3 separate regions of the Homo sapiens genome follow, and all the other regions are linked to region 3. Evidence: read pairs that join two places in POLR2A ChIA-PET (ENCODE). Cell type or tissue: Caco-2. All regions are shown on one strand. Each heading gives the region's core, and the rest is flanking DNA. Links, peaks and the distances in the headings are about the cores only. Region 1 overlaps OCLN (occludin). Region 2 overlaps OCLN (occludin). Region 3 has its middle 38 kb from the start of OCLN.

Evidence for each region. ChIA-PET counts read pairs that join two places held together with the same protein. Peaks named below come from ENCODE experiments on the same cell type or tissue, not always from the same donor. Only the 100,000 strongest peaks of a DNase experiment are listed, where the experiment ranks them.
Region 1: POLR2A ChIA-PET joins it to region 3 with 5 read pairs; 5 of 35 experiments call an interaction of 5 or more read pairs at or near these places.
Region 2: POLR2A ChIA-PET joins it to region 3 with 5 read pairs; 5 of 35 experiments call an interaction of 5 or more read pairs at or near these places.

Annotation. Positions count from the first base shown.
Region 1 is chr5:69,507,107-69,513,883 of GRCh38, reverse strand. OCLN (occludin) reads right to left here. Exons shown (of 9, transcript NM_001205254.2): 3 at 4,065-4,743. Among named protein-coding and RNA genes, the nearest start is that of OCLN, 18 kb to the right of the region's middle. In Caco-2, for the core only: no CTCF peak of the experiment used is centred there; no DNase peak of the experiment used is centred there.
Region 2 is chr5:69,517,934-69,524,710 of GRCh38, reverse strand. All of the region lies in intron 4 of OCLN (occludin), which reads right to left. Among named protein-coding and RNA genes, the nearest start is that of SNORD13B-1, 18 kb to the left of the region's middle. RefSeq lists an enhancer at 6,719-6,777. In Caco-2, for the core only: no CTCF peak of the experiment used is centred there; no DNase peak of the experiment used is centred there.
Region 3 is chr5:69,451,636-69,458,412 of GRCh38, reverse strand. No RefSeq gene overlaps it. Among named protein-coding and RNA genes, the nearest start is that of OCLN, 38 kb to the left of the region's middle. In Caco-2, for the core only: no CTCF peak of the experiment used is centred there; DNase peaks (open chromatin) are centred at 3,362, 4,262 and 5,909; H3K4me3 peaks cover 788 bases.

The DNA.
Region 1 (6,777 bases), core at 952-5,951, 56 kb before region 3:
ACATATTATTAAAACCCTTATCTACCCTAAGGCCCTACTAAATCCATGTGGTTTAATTGATAGAAAACTGAAGCAAATAGTTACATTTCAGACATATCATAAAACCTAACCCACACTAACTGGGCTAAGGCCAGCAAATGTACACACACGTACATACTGCTTGACTCAATCCTCAGAAAATGCCTAATGTTAGGAACTATCAATCATCACCCTCATTTCAGAGCTGTAAAAAACTAGTTCCAAAGCTTGTACACCTACGGGCCAAGCTTTGTGCACCTACGAGAATGGCCAGTAAAGTAACTCAATCATTGGTATACTTCTAAAGGGCCTGAAAAATGCTACTCTCAAAAGTATTCACAGCTTTGAAATAGCCAATCATGCTTGTAATCTTGTTCAAAACATATGCTTGGCAAGCCTTTTTACACTGAATGTAAATTTCTGTCCATAGATCTCTATCTTACCAAAAATGATGAAGACATGGATCTAATCAAGCTATAAATAGCAAATTGACTAATGATTGATTTGGTCTGGCAGGTTTCTCTGTTTCAGGAGTCTTGCATACTACTAGAAAGGGCCCTGTAACAAAGAAACTTCCTACTCTTAACAGTTCTCCCAGTGGTGATAGGATATTAAATGGTATATTGGCCTGGGAGGCACTTGAAGTTGAGGGAAATATCAGGCCTCTACCCTGGATGTCTGCTAATGGGAACAAGAGGCTCTCCTTCCAGCTGTCTTGACAGTGACATCATTTTTCAAAGAGTAAGTAGTAAGAGAACTAAGAGGGATAGGGGTGTGGTAGGATAGGAGTACCAACCCTCAGTCCCTATCTACCATGGACATGTCTAAATGGCAACAACGAGCACTGTGAAAACCTACGTCTGCAGGGAAAACCTTCAGTCTTCTAAATAATGGTAGACAGATACTAGAGGTCTAACTCCAAAGGAGTGACTCATTCAGGAATGGGAACTCCTGAGTTAGTGTAAGAAAAAAGGAAAAACAAGGGAAAAAAGATCAGTAACTCAGAAACATTTCAGATATTAATATAATCAGTATGACTCATGGTTACTAAAGTAGGTTTCTCAACTCCAACCTGCACATTTGAATCACTTGCTTAGCTTTTAAACATACTAACTTACACTCTGAAAACTATAAAACACTATTAAAAGAAGTTTAACAAGACCTACATAAATCAAAAGAATCTTACGTTCATGAATCAGAAGACTTGTAATTGTAAAGATGACAATACATCCAAAATTGACCTACAGATTCAATATAACCCTTCAAAATCCTAGCTGGCATTTTTTTCCAAAATTGACATGCTGATCTTAAAATCCATATGGAAATGCAAGGAATCCAGAATCTAGCCAAAACAGTCTTGAAGAACAAAGTTGGAGAACTCCCACTCCACAATTTCAAAACTTACTATAAAGTTACAGTAATCAAGACAGTATGGTACTGGCATTAGGACATATGATTAATGCAGCTGAACTGAGAGCCCAGAAATAAATGTCCACATTTATGATCAATTCATTTTTGACAAAGGCATGAAGAAAACTTAGTGGAGGAACAGTCCTTTCAACAAGTAACACTGAGACAACTGCATATAAACATGCGAAAGCTTTCAGAACCCTTGCTTCCATCATGCCCAAAATTAACACAACATGAATCACAGACCTAACTGTAAAAGCTAAAATTATGAAACTATAGAAAAATTAAATAATAGAAAACATAGGAGTAAATCCTTGTGACCCTGAATTAGGCAAAGCATTAGATATGACACCAAAAATACAAGCAACAGAAGAAAAATTAAATAAACTGGACATCATCAAAACTAAAAATTTTTTTTTTTTTTTTTTTTTTGAGACAGAGTTTTGCTCTTGTTGTCTAGGCTGGAGTGCAGTGGCACAATTTCAGCTCACTGCAACCTCCACCTCCTGGGTTCAAGTGATTCTCCTGCCTCAGCCTACTGAGTAGCTGGGATTACAGGCACGCCACCGTGTCCAGGTAATTTTTCTATTTTTAGTAGAGATGGAGTTTCACCATGTTGGCCAGGCTGGTCTCGAACTCCTGACCTCAGGTGATCCGCCCACCTTGGCCTTCCAAAGTGCTGGGATTACAGGCGTGAGCTACCATGCCCGGCCCAAAACTAAAAGCTTTTATGCAAAGGACACCATCAAGAAAGTGAAAAGATGCCTATAATCCCAGCGGTTTGGAAGGCCAAGGCAGGATCACTTGAGCCCAGGAGTTCCAGCCCAGACCGGGCAACAAAGTGAGACCCTGTCTCTACAAAAAATTTTTTAAAAAATTATCCGGGTGTGGTGGCATGCCCCTGTGGTCCTAGCTACTCAGGAGACTGAGGTAGGAGGGTCACTTGAGCCCAGGAGGTCAAGGATGCAGTGAGCTGTGACTGCACCACTGCACCCCAGCCTGGGTGACAGTGAGACTCTGTCTCAAAAACAAAACAACAACAAAAATAGCCCAATTAAAACATGGGCAAGTCTAGGCCGGGCACAGTGGCTCACACCTGTAATCCCAGCACTTTGGAGGCCGAGGCGGGCGGATCACGAGGTCAGAAGATAGAGACCATCGTGGCTAACACGGTGAAACCCCATCTCTACTAAAAATACAAAAAAAAAAAAAAATTAGCTGGGCGTGGTGGCCGGTGCCTGTAGTCCCAGCTATTCAGGAGGCTGAGGCAGGAGAATGGTGTGAACCCAGGAGGCGTAGCTCACAGTGAGCAAAGATCACACCACTGCACTCCAGCCTGGGCGATAGAGCAAGACTCCGTCTCAAAAAGAAAAAAAAAATGGACAAGTCTAAACAGCCATTTCTCCAAAGATAAGAGAGAAATGGCCAATAAGTACATGACTATATAGCTAATAACATTAGCTATAAAGAAAATACGAATCAAAATCACAATAAAGCACCACTTCACTTCTCACCCATCAGCATGGCTAGAATCAGACAATAACAAGTGTTGGTGAGGATGTGGAGAAATTGGAACTTTCATACATTTCTGATGTGAATGTAAAATGATGCAAACTCTTTGGAAAAACTCTGGTAGCTCCCCAAAAGATTAAAGAGTCACCATATGACCCAGCAATTCCACCCCTAGGTATAACCCAACTCAAGAAATCATTAAAACATAGGTTCACACAAAAACGTATACAAGAATGTCTATAGCATGATTCTTTTTTTTTGAGATGGAGTCTTGCTCTGTCGCTCAGGCTGGAGTGCAGTGGCGCAATCTCAGCTCACTGCAAGCTCCGCCTCCCGGGTTCACGCCATTTCTTCTGCCTGAGCCTCCCGAGTAGCTGGGACTACAGGTGCCTGCCACCATGCCCAGCTAATTTTTTTTGTATTTTTAGTAGAGACGGGGTTTCACCTTATTAGCGAGGATGGTCACAATCTCCTGACCTCATGATCCGCCCGCCTCAGCCTCCCAAAGTGCTGGGATTACAAGCATGAGCCACCGTGCCCAGTCTAGCATGATTCTTAATAGCCAATGTAGACACAAATGTCTATCAACTGATAAATAAAATGTGGTTTATCCACACACTGGAATATTAGCAATAAAAAGGAATGAGAGAATGGCACAAGCTATGACATGGGTAAACCTTAAAAACATTATGCTACGTAAAAGAAGCCCATCACAAAGACCACATTGTGTGATTCCATTTATATGAAATACCTAGAGAATAGACAAATTTATAGATGTAGGATTAGTGGTTGCCTAGGGCTAAGAATGGTTAGGGAAATGAGGAGTGACCGCTAACGGGTACAAGTTTCTTTTTAGGATAGTGAAAATGTTCTAAAATTGATTGTGGTGATGGTGGCACAATTCTGTGAATATATTAAAAACCACTGAACTGTTATTTAAGTAATCAAATTACATGGTATGTTAATCATATCTTAATGAGACTCAGCCCCTCCCCCAGATTTAATTAGAAGTGGAGCCTTGTCATCAATATTTTTTAAGAGTTTCCAGAGTGATTCTATCACATATCTCAAGTTGAAGGCCTCTGCTAAGGAGATGGAGAAAAAACCCAAAACACCACTCATACCTCCTGGGGATCCACAACACAGTAGTGATACAAATACTGATCCACGTAGAGTCCAGTAGCTGCAGGTGTATAAAATTGGTTGCAGAGGGCATATATTTGTGAACCATATAGAGATCCAGAAGACTGAGCAGTTGGGTTCACTCCCATTATATAGACAATTGTGGCAATAAACACCATGATGCCCAGGATAGCACTCACTATTATCACACTTAAGTAGTATCTTCTTGTTCTGGACATTTCAGATCTTATAACACTGGTAACAAAGATCACCAACGCGGCAATGAAACAAAAGGCAGCCATGGCCAACATGAAGCCCTTTGCTGCTCTTGGGTCTGTATAGCCTCCGTAGCCATAGCCATAACCATAGCCATAGCCATAGCCACTTCCGTAGCTACCAAAGCCACTTCCTCCATAAGGGTAGCCTACACTACCTCCTAAAAGGGAAGTTCCATAGCCTCTGTCCCAGGCAAGCGTGGAGGCCACACAGGCAAAGATGGCAATGCACATCACAATAATGAGCATAGACAGGATCCGAATCACTCCTGGAGGAGAGGTCCATTTGTAGAAGTGAAGAATTTCATCTTCTGGGTAAAAAGAGTAGGCTGGCTGAGAGAGCATTGGTCGAACATGCATCTCTCCACCATATATGTCATTGCTTGGTGCATAATGATTCGGTTTGCTGAAATGAACATGAAAATAATTTCAAGTTAGCATTTTTTGGTAGTAAGCAGAAAGAACACAACTTATTTGGAATAATTTAAACCATTGGGTAAATGAAACTAAAGCTTATCTGTGCACAGGAATCACCTGGAGGGCTTGTTAAAACATAAGATTATTGGCCTCTAGCCACAACCCATTCTGCTCAGACATTTGGGTTATCTCTGTTTGGGGGTATTGTAAACAGTTTAACTATAAACATCCTTGAATGTGTATTCTGGTACGGAACAGTACTTATTTTTCTAGGGTATATAACCAGGAGAATTTCTGGATCACATATTTTTATATCTTCAACTTCACTAGACAGTATCAAACTGTTTTCCAAAGTGATTGTACCAATTACCTACAGTGGAATGGGTAACTGTAATATATCCATACAATGGAATACTCCATAGCTATACTGTCCAATGTGGCAGCCACTAGCCACTTGGGTCTATCATACACTTGAAATGTATCTAGTCCGGCTGGGCACGGTGGCTCATGTCTGTAATCCCAGCACTTTGGGAGGCCAAGGCGGGTGGATCACTTGAGGTCAGGGGTTCAAGACCAGCCTGGCCAACATGGTGAAACCCCATCTCTACTAAAAATACAAAAATTAGCCAGACGTGGTGGCATGCGCCTGTAATCCCAGCTACTCAGGAGGCTGAGGCACGAGAATTGCTTGAACCCGGGAGGTGGAGGTTGCAGTGAGCCGAGATCGTGCCATTGCACTCTACCCTGAGTGACAGAGCAAGACTCCGTCTCAAAAAAAAAGAAATGTGGCTAGTCCAAACTGAGATACGCTGTTAAAATGCACAGTGGAGAGTCTGAGGTGGGCAGATCACTTGAGGCCAGGAGTTTGAGACCAGCCTGGAGAACATGGTAAAACCCTATCTCTACTAAAAATACAAAAATTAGCCAGGCATGGTGACACATGCCTGTAATCCCACTTACTTGGGAGGCTGAGGCACGAAAATCAAGAATCCCTTGAACCCAGGAGGCAGAGGTTGCAGTGAGCTGCGATCACACCCACTGCACTCCAGCCTGGGTGACAGGGCAAAAAAATTTAAAAATGCACAATGGATTTCAAAGATATAATATGAAGAAAGAATGTAAAATATTTCCTGAATCATTCATTTTTTACATCAATCACGTGATGAAGTAATGTTTTAGATATACAAGATTAAGTGAAATATATTAAAATTAATTTCTTCTTTTGGCCAGGCACGGTGGCTCACGCCTGTAATCCCAGCACTCTGGGAGGCCGAGGCGGGTGGATCACCTGAGGTCAGGAGTTCGAGACCGGCCTGGCTATCCTGGTGAAACCCCATCTCTACTGAAAATACAAAAACTAGTTGGGCGTGGTGGTGTGTGCTTGTAATCCCAGCTACTTGGGAGGCTGAGGCAGGAGAATCACTTGAACCCAGGAGGTGGAGGTTGCAGTAAGCCGAGACCGTGCCATTGCACTCCAGCCTGGGCAAAAAGAGCAAAACTCTGTCTTAAAAAAAAAAAATTATCTTTTTATTTTTAATGAAAGTATAAAATTACATATATGGCTCATGTTATATTTCTACAGTGCTATGAAGCCAAAACTGATGAACTATGAATACATGCAGTTACAGGTAATGCTGAAAAAAATGAAAAAATACATATCGCATTATTATATTTACATAAAGTTTTAAAACAGGTAAAACTGGCCAGATGTGGTGGCTCACACCTATAATCCCAGCACTTTAGGAGGTGGGCGGGTCACCTGAGGTCAGGAATTTGAGACCAGCCTGGCCAACATGGCGAAACCCCGTCTCTACTAAAAGCATAAAAATTGGTTGTGCATTGTGGTGGTTACCTGTAATCCCATCTACTTGGGAGGCTGAGGCAGGAGAATTGCTTGAATCCAGGAAGTGGAGGTTGCAGTGAGCCAAGATTGTGCCACTGCACTCCAGCCTGGGCAACAAAGTGAGAGTCTGTCTCAAAAATAAATAAATAAAACAGGTAAAACTAAACTGAAATGTTTAGG
Region 2 (6,777 bases), core at 1,087-6,086, 66 kb before region 3:
TATCTTAAAAATAAATAAATAAAAAATAAAAATGTTCATGGCAGTTGTAATGGTCTTAATAATCCAAAACCCCATTAAAAGGAAACTGGATAAACTGCTGTGAAATGTGATAAAATAGAGGACCAGACAATGGCGACATCAGATGGACTTCAACTCCATCAACATGTATTAATCTATAACCTAACTCTGCGTAAAAAGGCAAATGCCAAGACACTACATGCAGGTACACCTTCTACAAAGTTAAAAAACACCCAAAACAAAATCATGTTGCTAAGTTATACATGTATGCAGGTAAAAACTTAAAAAGCAAATTATAATAAACTCAAAATTCTAGATAGGCTACCTCTGGGGGCAGGTAGAAGCAAGTAGATGAGAGAGTAAAAAATGTATAATGTAACTTAGTAATGTATTGTAATTATTAGGTGGGATGGTAGATCTGCAGGTGTTCATTATGAAACAATAAATGTACCAGGAATGCTATGCATGGACTAAAGGTGATAATGTCATAAACTAAGAATTGAATTAATCTATTTCTGTGCACCTGAAGTCCAGTTTTTGTTTTTAGAGACAGAGTCTCACTTTGTCACCCAGCCTGAAGTGCAGTGGCACATCTCGGCTCACTGCAACCTCCACCTCCCAGGTTCAGGTGATTTCCCACCTCAGCCTCCAGAGTAGCTGGGACTACAGGCATGCGCCACCAGGCCCAGCTAATTTTTGTATTTTCAGTAGAGACAGGGTTTCACCATGTTGGCCAGGATGGTCTCAAACTCCTGACCTCAACTGATCTACGCACCTTGGTCTCCCAAAGTGCTGGGATTACAAGTGTCAGCCACTGTGCTCAGCCTTAAAGTCCAGTTTTTAAAAAGGTAATCATTGGCCGGGCACGGTGGCTTACACCTGTAACCCCAGCACTTTGGGAGGCTGAGGCGGGTGGATCACCTGAGGTCAGGAGTTTGAGACCAGCCTGGCCAACGTGGCAAAACCCCATGTCTACTAAAAATACAAAAATTAGCTGGGTGTGGTGACACATGCCTGTAATCCCAGCTACTTAGGAGGCTGAGGCAGGAGAATCGCTTGAACCCGGGAGGTGGAGGTTGCAGTGAGCCGAGATCATGCCACTGCACTCTAGCCTGTGTGACAGAGCAAGACTTCATCTCAAAAAATAATTAAAAAAAAAAAAAAAGGTAATCATTAAGGTTTTTCCTAAGAATCTACTGGCATGGAAATGCTCAGTTAGGGTTCTAATCCTGGCTTTGTCACCCATATGTGACCCCAGGCATGTGGATGAAAATGCTTTCTGTTAATATAAAACCAAATTTAACGTAAACATCAATTTTGTCTATTCTCTAAAAATATTATCATATACTGTTAGAAAATGGCTTAATAGCCCCCTTTTACACAATTATGCTGGCCAAAATGTGTTCAAAAAAGGAAGAATAATCAAAAGACTCAACTTTCACCAAAAATTGTAAAATTTCAGAAAACACAATTTCAGTATTATTCAAGTTGACCATTTGGGAACAAAATTAAGTTAGTGTTTATCTCATACTATAATAAAAAACAAGCATCTCAATATGAATAAAGTTATGACATTTGGTAAATAGTAAATATCAATATTGGTCCATTAGTGGTGACAAATGCACCACACTAATGTAGGATGTTAACAATAGGGACAACTAGCTGCACTGTGGGTAGTGGCTCACACCTGTAATCCCAGCAGTTTGGGAGGCCAAGGCAGGAGAACTGCATGAGTTCAGGAGTTCAAGAATAGCCTGGGCGACATAGCGAACTCTGTCTCTACTTTAAAAAAAAAAAAGTCAGCCAGGCATAGCGGCACATGTCTGTAGTCCCAGCTACTTGGGAGGCTGAGGTGGGAGGACTGCTTGAGCCCAGCAGTCAAGGCTGTAGTAAGCTATGATTGCGCCATTGCACTCCAGCCTGGGCAACAGAGTGAGACCTTGCCTCAAGAAAAAAAAAAATAAAAGGGAAAACTGAGTGCCGTGGTATACAGAAATCCATCATACTATAATTGCAACTTTTCTGTAAATCTATTAATAAAACTATTCTAAAATGAAACATTTATCTTAAAAAACAAGGGGGGTGGTCCAGTGTATATCCTGGATGTTAAAAACAAAAACAAAAACACAAAAACTGGATTGGGTGCACGACACTTCTAAGTTTGCTAAAAATCACTGTAAATTTTTAATGGGTGATGACAATGTATGGTATATAAATTGTACCTCAATAAAGCTGTTTAAAAAAATATGTTTCTGGTGGTCTAAAGCTTCTGGTGATCTTAAAGGTCTAGGTTGGGCGAAAATAAAAACAAGAAATATGAGAGAGGAACATTACACCAATCAAGGATGTTAAAATGTACCAAGGACTGACATATGTTTAACTCAACCCTCTGCACACATTTAGTACACATGGGGTAAAAAAAATAAAACTTTAAAATACCAACGAAACTACAGGAGGGTATTATTTAAACCTTGAAGGGGGTGTAAAACTCTCTAGGAACAAAGATATGTAGAGGCCATAAAGAGACAGGAAATATAAGTACATAAAAAAATAAGAAGTCTGGGCATGGTGGCAAATGCCTACAATCCCAACACTTTGGGAGGCCAAGGCACAAGGATCACTTGAGGCCAGGAGTTCAAAACGAGCCTGGGTAACATAGTGAGACCCTCTCTCTTAAAACAAACAAAAAAACACTGTAGACAAAGATGAAAGACCACAATAATGTGGGAGAAGTTATCATCAATAAGACAAAATATTAATATCCATAATATAAAAAACTCTAGTCAGGAAAGAACGAACAATCACGGAAAACTAAGCCATGCTATGAAGATGTCAAGTGATGAAGAATAGGAAATAAGCATATGCTTAATCACCAAATTTTGAAAATGAAACTTTATTTTTACTTACTGGATTAACAAAAATTAATGACAGATAATAACCAGAACAGAAAAAAATGTTGGGAACTGAGCAATTTCATATACCATCAGGGTTAGTAGAATCTGCAGAGCTTTCAAAAACAATGCAACTTGGTAATCCCTTGTAAAATGCTTTTTTTCAAGAGATAGGGGTCTTGCTCTATTGCCTAAGCTGGAGTACAGTGACACAACCATAGCTCACTGCAGCCTCAACTCTTGAGCTCAAGAGATCCTTCTGTCTCATCCTCCCGAGTAGCTGGGACTAGAGTCGAGCTACCATGCCCAGCTAACCTAGTAAAATTTTAAGTGTGCACACTCAATGACTAGTTCTAGAAATTTATCTTACACAAACACTAGCAAGAGTGCATAAAGACATGTGAGAGAATGTTCACTGCAGCGTTATCTGTAATAGTAAACAACTGAACACAATTAAAATGTCCATAAATAGGAGAATGAATCATCGTATACTCATACTATGAAATACCACCCAGCTGCCAAGAGCAATTAGGTCTATGTGCTGACAGACTTGGAAAGATGTTCACAAAACAAAGTTTTTAAAAAAGCAAACTGCATACAACGTGTACATTATGATCCTATTTTTGGTTTTAAAATAACACCAATTTTTGGGTTTAAAATAAATTGGCTAGGCACGGTGGCTCATGCCTGTAATCCCAGCACTTTGGGAGGCCGACGCGGGTGGATCGCCTGAGGTCAGGAGTTCGACCAACGTGGTGAAACCCCATCTCTACTAAAAGTACAAAAATTAGCTAGACGTGGTGGCATGTGCCTGTAATCCCAGCTACTCAGGAGGCTGAGGCAGGAGAATCACTTGAATCCAGGAAGTGGAGATTGTAGTGAGCTGAGATTGCGCCATTGCACTCCAGCCTGGGTGACAGAGCGAGACTCCATCTCAAAACAAAAATCCCACCAAATTATTAAAAGTAACAACATTACATTATTTACCATGTGCAAGGTATTATACTAAGTATTTTACAAATATTAACAAGTTTGAGGCTGCAGTGAGCTATGACTGTACCACTGCACTCCAACACGGGTGACAGAGCTACACCCTGTCTCTAAATAAATAATAACAAAAGTAAAAAAAAAAATTTAAGGGAGTATGAGCATACTTCCAATTTAGAATAAGAAATAGGAAAGGAAAAAGATGATTAAAGAAAGTACCCCAGGCCAGGCATGGTGGCTCACGCCTGTAATCCCAGCACTTTGGGAGGCAGAGGATCACGTAGTCAGAAGTTTGAGGCCAGCCTGGCCAAGATGGTGAAACCCCGTCTCTACTAAAAATACAAAAATTAGCCGGGCACAGTGGCAGGCGCCTGTAATCCCAGCTACTTGGGAGGCTGAGGCAGGAGAATCGCTTGAACCCAGGAGACAGAGGTTGCAGTGAGCCGAGATAGTGCCACTGCGCTCCAGCCTGGGCAACAGAGCAAGACTCCATCTCAAAAAAAAAAAAAAAGTACCCCATAGTGGTAACTTAAGTTGACATAATTTTCTTTATACAGGCCAGGCATGGTGGCTGACGCCTATAATCCTAGCACTTTGGGAGGCCGAGGCAGGCAGATCACCTGAGGTCAGAAGTTTGAGACCAGCCTGGCCAACATGACAAAACCCCATCTCTACTAAACATACAAAAAGTAGCTGCACATGGTGGCAGGCACCTGTAATCCCAGATACTCGGAAGGCTGAGGCAGGAGAATCACTTGAACCTGGAAGCGGGAGGCTGCAATGAGCTGAGATCGTGCCATCGCACTCCAGCCTGGCAACAGAGCGAGACTGTCTCAAAAACAAACAAACAAACAAAAATTACTTTATACAGTTGGCCCTTGAACAACCAGGTTTGAACTGCATGGGTCCACATATACGTGGATTTTTTTCAACTAAACATAGATGGAAAACAGTATTGGCGGAATGCAAAACCCAGGTATCCAGAGGGCCAATTTTTCATACACATGGGTTCCACCGACTACAGGACTTGAATATGCATGGATTTGGGTATACATGGGGGTCCCGGAACCAACCACCTGAGTATACCAAGGAATGACTGCACTTCACTGTATTTTCCAAATCATCCATACTTAACCAAATAAAATATTTAATTAAAAAAATCAGATCTGAAATTTGAGGGCAGAACAAAACAAAGACCTGCAAAGTTTAATTAAACAAATCTTAAAACATTTAAAATACAAACTGGTATCCATCTGAGTGACTATAAAAGACCAGGTTAAAAACCAAGCAGCGTGCAAACATGAGCTGTTTATTTTACAAGGAACAAGATATCCAGAAAAAGGAAGGGGGAAAAAAAGCCCTAAGAAGGGCAGAGAAACCACTGTGTTGAGCCAACAGGGACAGGGAATTATAAAACTCTAAATTTTCTCACAGATTATACAAAAGGGATAAAACTTGTTTTAAACACTGAAGGCACAGCTTTTGACTACCCTCTGCTCTGAGAGGTGGGAGGGCAGGAGGCGTGTTATAATCCTGAAGATGCTAAAAATCCAAGAAGGAAGTCAGTAAGATTTAGTAACATAATAAAATTCTAGACCGACCCCAATCTGTAGGGAGGGATTAAACTAATATTGAGTAGCTAATTGTTACTGTAGTACTTTTTTGTTTTGCTTTTTTGAGACAGGGTCTCACTCTGTCACCCAGGCTGGAGTGCAGTGGCGAGATCATGCCTCACTGCAGCCTTGACCTCCCAGGCTCCAGCAATCCTCCCACTTCAGCTTCCCAAGCAGCTGGGACTACAGGCACCTGTGCCCACGTCCGGCTAATTTTTTAAATTTTTTGTAGAGATAGGGTCTTGCCTTCTTGCCCCAGATGGTCTTAAACTCCTGGGCTCAAGTGATCCTCCTTGGCCTCGCAAGTACTGGGATTACAGACATGAGTTTTTCTTTTCCCCCCGAATCAGCCATTATTAGCTATATGGGGAGTAACCTGTCTCAGCTCTTTGCAATCAATCAAACCCAAATTTTAATTCTCCTTTAGTGCAAGTAGTTAATTCTAGATTCTCATCCACTATTTTAAGTAGAGATTGTTTTGATATTAATTTCTCATGACCAAAAGGAAGAAAACTCCCTAATCTACTCCACTGTGAACAGTTTAGATGCAGGATGACACAATTCCACAGCGATGGCCACATTATCAGGGTGAAACTAATCAGGCAGAAATGAGAGTAACAGGCTACATCTGCCTGTTCCATCAATTAAGGAAATAATGAGAACGTGGTATTGAATTCCGCGACATGAACTTGGGCAGGTGAGGGGAGAATAGAAAGAAAGGCAAAATATCTGTGGTTAAACCACCTCCAAATAATTTATTTTAAATAGGCTTTCTGAGGCATTTCAGTTCAAAAAACTGAAGGGCAGAGGAAAAGAAATGAGGAATTTGCCTCTGGTTAAGAATCACATAAAACATTAGTTTGGGCAAAATCATATATCTGCTATTCAACAGACAATTCTTTTACATACAATGAAAATACTTGTTACTAGAGAGAAACAATGAAGTCCACATGCAACAACCCACAGGCTATCAAATTTCCAGAGGTTCAAGGAGGAATTTTATTAAAATAATACCTTCTTAAAAGCTAAGTAGTTCTTTCACCTTAATCATCATCACCTCCATAAGTTACAACAGCTATCTTTTGCCAAATTATCAAAAGCAACTAGAACTGATTAAACCTTCATGACAGTAAAATCAGATGAGAGGCCAAAGTTCACTGGGACTCTAATATTACTGGCATTGGTCTCCCTTGAGTCGGGTTTGTTGTTTTTAAGCCTCTTGAAACCTTAAGTAAACAAATCTAACTGCCAACGAAAACTAACACACC
Region 3 (6,777 bases), core at 1,081-6,080:
ACAAAATTAGTTGGGTGTGGTGGCAGGTGCCTGTAATCCAAGCTACTTGGGAGGCTGAGGCAGGAGAATTGCTTGAACCCAGGACACGGAGGTTGCAGTGAGCCGAGATGGTGTCATTGCACTCCACACTGAGCGACAGGAGCGAAACTCCGTCTCAAAAAAAAAAAAAAAAAAATTCCACAGTATATACAACATCATCATTAGTTTTTATTTTCATTAAGGTTAAATGTGAGCATGCTTTATTTTTCTTTTTTTTCACGTCAGAGTCTTGCTTTGGCTCAAAGGCTGGAGTGCAGAGGTGCTATCACGGCTCACTACAGCCTTAAACTCCGGGGCTCAAGTGATCCTCCTGCCTCAGCCTCCTAAGTAGCTGGGACTACAGACATGAATCCCCATGCCTGGCTAATTTTTTATTGAGGCAGGGTCTCGCTATATTGCCCAGGCTGGTCTCAAACGCCTGGGCTCAAGCAATCCTCCCATCTTGGCTTCCCAAATTGTTAGGATTACAGGCACGAGCCACCATGCCCAGCCAGAAGCACTTTCAAAACTTTTGTTTGATAGTCACATATTCTAATAAGTGCTACTTCGTGGTTCTTCACAGTTATTGGCTATGAACCTCCAACTATGAAAGAAGAGAATTTAATTATCTTTCAATCATCTTGAACCCAGTAATGCATAAATATGTAACTAATGTCATTCTCAATTCTTTCTACATGTTAAGTCTTCCTTTTGAATAGAACGATAATCAATGTTTAGTTTACTATGCCTATAAAAATATTCTCAGCTAAGCCATAAGTTTTCCCCTATTTAAAACATTTTTTTTTTTCCTGGAAATACTGTGTTGCTATTCCCAAGGTTAGTTTCCTATATAATTGACACTAATTCAGGCCCAGTCTTCTCCAGAATAGTCTAACTGTCCTCTCGATATGTTCAAATACATCAGGAGTTCTGCAGTTTTCATCCCCTTGGTGATCTCTCTCCTGGAGCATCCTGACTGTCTCCAAACTGGACGGTTCCCCATATGTGACACACAGGTATCATTCTGGAATTTCTCCTTACCATCATCCTAGGCCGTTCTTCAGCCTGTTTTGAATTAGATACATATTACTAGATCCCATGTCATTCTCCTTCTCAGTTCCTTTGAATCACCTACCTCTTCCAGACCTTCCCCAGAAAAATCTCTTTTTGAGACCTTACAAGTCTGAAAATGTCTTTATTCTACCTACACTTAACTGATAGTTTGGCTGGGTATCTAAGTTGGTAACAATTTTCACTACAAACTTTGAAGGTGACTGCTCCCTCTCTGCATCCGGTGTTGCTAATGAGAAGCCAAACAATTTTAATTCCAGATCCTTTGTGTGTGACCTAGTTTTTCCTCTCTGGAAATGTTTAGGGTTAATGGTTTATTGTGTATTCTGAAATTTCACAATTATGGGGTCTGCCTTCCTTCAATACGTTAGGCACTTGGCAGTCCCTTTCTTTTATCTTCGTTGCAGAGATGAGGTCTTGCTGTGTGACCCAGGCTGGCCTGGAACTCCTGGCCTCAAGTGATCCCCCAGTCTCAGCCTCCCAAAGTGCAAGGATTAGAGCTACGAGCCACCCTTCCCAGCCAACAGGCCCTTTCAATCTAGATAGTTCTGTCCTTCAATAGAAAATTTCTTTGAACTATGTCTTTGATGATTTTTTTATCCTATGTTTTCTTTTTTTCTCATATCATTCTCATATTAGACCTTCTGGATAAATCCACCAGTATTCTTATCTTTACTCTCCTATTTGAACCTCTTTATTTTACTCCTTTTATTGTACTTTCTGGAATATTTCTTCAACTCTATCTTCTATAGTACTGGGTTTTTCATTTCTACTATATTTAACCTCAACCACAAGCAAATAAATACCAAGCTAAAACAATGAGACTTTTTTCTTTTTCTTTTGCCTGTGAGTTTTGGCCAATATAAAAAAGTTTCGTAATACCTAATGTTGGCTAAATGTGGGAAAACAATAAATGAAAGTTCTTTGAAGAACAACTTTACAATATCTATCAAAATTCACAAAACATGTAAAACTCTTGACTCAGTAATTTTACCTCTAGGAATTTACCATGCATTTATACTTGTACAAGTGTTCAAAAATATAGATATAAGCATTATTTGTTAATAGCAAAAAAAATCTTAAATATCCAACAGGAAGCAATTGGTTATATAAACCATAATTATCCCTGAAATATCCAACAATTTCAAAAACAACATTGATCTAGATATGGTGATATTGAATGACTTCCAAACGACTTAAGCGAGCCGAGATTGCGCCATTGCACTCCAGCCTGGGCAACAAGAATGAAATTCCGTCTCAAAAAAAATATATATGAAAACAGGGACTCCAAAAGATATTTGTACACCCATGTTCATAGCAGCATTACTCACAATAGCTAAAGTGGAAGTAACCCAAGTGTCCATCGGTGGATGAAAGGATGAAGAATATGTGCTCTCTATATACAATGTAGCCAGAAAGAAAACGTGGTCATTATATATAATATAGACATGATGGCTCATGGCTGTAATCCTAGCACTTTGGGAGGGCAAAGCCGGAGGATCACTTGAGCCCAAGGAGGTCAAGGCTGCAGCGAGCTGTGATTGCACCACTGCACTCCAGTCTGGGCGACAGAGCAAGACTTTGTTTTTTTTTTTTTTTTTTGAGACAGGGTCTCGCTCTGTTGCCCAGGCTGGAGTGCAGTGGTGTAATCACAGCTAGCTGCAGCCTTGACCTCCTTGGGCTCAAGCGATCCTCCCACCTCAGCCTCCTGAATAGTTGGGACTACAGGCACATGCCACCATGCCTGGCTAATTTAAAAATTTTTTTCAATTTTTGTAGAGATAAGGTCTTGCTTTGTTGCCCAGGCTGCTCTCTAACTCCTGGCCTCAAGCAATCCTCCCACTTCAGCCTTTCAAAGTGCTGGGATTATAGGCATGAGCCACTGTCCCTGGCCTTGGTATAATTTTAACTTGCATTTTACTTTATATGAGTGAGGCTGAGCACATTTTCTTATGTTTAAAAGCCATTTGAGGCCAGGCACGGTGGCTCACGCTTGTAATCCTAGCACTTCGGGAGGCTGAGGCAGGTGGATCACTTGAGCCCAGGAGTTCAAGACCAGCCTGGACAACACAGTGAGACCCTGTCTCAAAAAAAAAAAAGCCATTGGGGCCGGCAGCATGTGCCTGTGGTCCCAGCAACCAGGGAGGCTGACGTGGGAGGATCACTTGAGCCCAGGAAGTCAAGGGTGCAGTGAGCTGTGATTTTGCCACTGCACTCTAGCCTGGGTGACAGAGCAAGATCTTGTCTCAAAAAAAAAAAAACAACAAATGCTGAGAGTTAACAGCGAGCAGTGAGGAGTGCTGTGCGGGTTGGCCCAGCTGGTTTGGTTTGGTTTGATTGGGGAGGGGTTAGCCAGATGATAAACTCCCCTGGCTTTTTCACTAGGTTTGGCTTGCTGCTGTGTTCCCAATAGCTAGCACAGTGCCTGACATATAGCAGATGGGCAACAAATTTGTTGAAAAAAAATGAATGGAAGGCATCCTGGAGGTAAGTGTTTGAGAGCTGTTTAGGAAGAAAGAACCTGGTCATGAATTGGATGCTGGGGAGAGTGAAGTACATGCATAGGTTTCTGACTGCGAAGAAACCAAGAGTCTATGTTTCTGCACGAATGTTTTATTCATGTGGGTGGGGCTCTGCTGAGCTGGCTTTTACAACTTAAAACCTTTTCACTGGGAGGACAATTCCAAAGTCTAGCAGAAGCAAGCTTCAGGAAGAACAATAGCTCCAACCCCACCCCAGTTTTTCAATTTAAGCGAAAAATTAGCTTCTCTGAGACCTCTCCACCCTCCTCTTTGAATATTTGGATGGGATTAAGACAGTCATTCCGGGAAAAGGGGCATCTCAGAGCCTGGAAGAGAGGAGGCAGAGTCAGCTGCCACAAGCCAGTTGAAAATAAAACAGATTTCACGACAGAAGGAAGAGCATGGTGGCTGAATTTGTTAGGTTATGTCCTTGGAAATTCAGAGATGAAAATCAGAGCCACGGACTCTTCCCTCTTCCTTCTTCCGGGATTAAAAATAATAATAGACTGACCATCCTGGCTAACACGGTGAAAGCCCATCTCTACTTAAAATGCAAAAAATTAGCCGGGCGTAGTGGCGGGCGCCTGTAGTCCCACCTACTCAAGAGGCTGAGGCAGGAGAATGGCGTGAACCCAGGAGGCGGAGCTTGCAGTGAGCCGAGGTCGCGCCACTGCACCCCAGCCTGGGCGACAGAGTGAGACTCCGTCTCAAAAATAAATAAATAAATAAATAAATAAATAAATAAATAAATAAACAAACAAATAAATAAAAATTATAGACCGAATCTAGCACTTCCAACTTCTCTGGTCATGCCTCAAAGTTATATTAAGAGATTAAAGCCACATCTTCCTTTTATTATTGGGCACTGGTCTTAGCTTTCCACAGCTTTTAAAAATTGTTAAAAAAAAAAAAAAAAAAGGAAGGGGCTAGGCACAGTGACTCACACCTATAATCCCAACACTTTGGAAGGCAGAGGCAGGGGGTTACTTGAGCCCAGGAGTTCAAGACCAGTCTGGCTGACATAGGGAGACGGTGTCTTTACAAAAAATTTTTAAAAATTAGCCAGGCATGGTGAGGTGCACCTGTGGTCCCAGCTACTTGGGAGGCTAAGGTGAGAGGATCACTTGAGCCCAGGAGGTTGAGGCTGCAGTGAGCCGTGATTGCACCACTGCACTCCAGCCTGGGTGACAGAACGAGACTTTGTCTCAAAAAAGAAAAAAAGAAAAGAAAAGGAAGTAACATCCCTCCTGGTCTTTTGAACTTGTGGGCCACTCCTCCAATGCACACCACCCTAGCCCCTCAGAAAAGAAAGGTAAGCAACATAACAAAGTTTGGTTTCTTTCTGGTTTTTTTTTTTTTTGAGACAGGGTCTCCCTCTGTCACCCAGGGTGGAGTACAGTGGCATGAACACGGCTCACTGCACCCTGGACCTCCTGGGCTCAAGTGGTCCTCCTGCCTCAGTCTCCCCAGTAGCTGGGCTCACAGGCGTGCGCCACCACACCCAGCTTATTTTTAATGATTTTTTTTTTTTTTTTAGAGGAAGTCTTGCTCTGTCGCCCAGGCTGGAGTGCAGTGGTGCAATGTTGGCTCACTGCAAGCTCCACTTCCCGGGTTCACACCATTCTGCCACCTCAGCCTCTCAAGGAGCTGGGACTACAGGCGCCCGCCACCACGTCTGGCTAATTTTGTTTTTGTTTTTTTTAGTAGAGATGGGGTTTCACCGTGTTAGCCAGGATGGTCTCGATCTCCTGACCTCGTGATCCACCCGCCTCAGCCTCCCAAAGTGCTGGGATTACAGGTGTGAGCCACCAGGCCCGGCCTTAATGATTTTTTTTTTTTTAGAGATGGGTCTTGCCATGTTGCCCAGGCTAGTCTCAAACTTCTAGGCTCAAGTGATCCTCCCACCTCAGCCTCCGAAAGTGTTTATTATTTTATTTAAAGGGCTTATCTGGAGTTGAAATAGCCACAAACAAAAACAAACAAACAAAAACAAGGAAAGAAAGAAAAAGAAAAAAAGCTAAAAGGCTTATTAACTGATTTATTTTGGTAAAATTTTAAGTAGTTTTCCTTCCTCTTATTCGGAATATATGTTGAATTATTATAATGAGATAACTAGATAAAAATAATTTTCTATAACATTAGATATAACCAATCTTTGTGTTGCTGTTTTGAAAAGGTCAGGTTTTGTTAGCATGGTGCTTCAGTTATTTGCGATATTTATGAAACTATCTCAAAATTCAAATGCTTGTATCTTATCTTCTAAAAGCTCAGGGAAACTAGACTGCAAACAGGGCAAAGGTTGCAGCATGAAAGTAAATATTTAGATTGCCTCTTAACTCTGCCAGGTGTAATATTCCTGTAAAATAGTGATACCGAAACCAGCTCTGGAGATGGAAAGTATAATCAGGAGGTTTGTTTTATAATAATTTTAATACCGTTGTCCCAAGTATTTGTTTCTGATAACTACTTTCCTATTTTCTTACTCAATATTTATACCTGAATCCCCATTCTCCCAGTTCTCTGAATGAGCTCTCCCATCATATATTCCTAATTTCATTCACATGTCCCACAACAGTTTCACCAAGTATGTGTTCTATTTTCTTCAGAATCTTTTGACCTAGAGGATCTGTGAATGATTAACTGAAGCACTCCCTACCCACTGCTACAAACCAAAAACACGTGTGAAACCTGTCTCTTCCATTTTCTTTCTTCCTTCCTTCCTTCTTTCCCTTACCTTCCCCTTCCTTCCTTCCTTCCTTCCTTCCTTCCTTCCTTCCTTCCTTCCTTTCTTTTTTTCTCTCTCTCTCTTTCTTTTTTTTTCTTGAGATGGAGTCTCACTCTGTCTCTCAGGCTGGAGTGCAGTGGCATGATCTTGGCTCACTGCAACCTCTGCCTCCCAGGTTCAAGCGATTCTCCTATTTCAGCCTCCCGAGTAGGTGGGATTACAGGCATCTGCCACCACACCCAGCGAATTTTTGTATTTTTAGTTGAGACCAGCGTGACCAACATGGTGAAACCCATGTTGGTCACGCTGGTCTCTAACTCCTGACTTCAGGTGATCCATCCACCTCGGCCTCCCAAAGTGCTGGGATTACAGGCATGAGCCACTGCGCCCAGCTGTTTCTGCCATTTTCTACCCAATTTATGGACACCCAGGTTTGGAGTA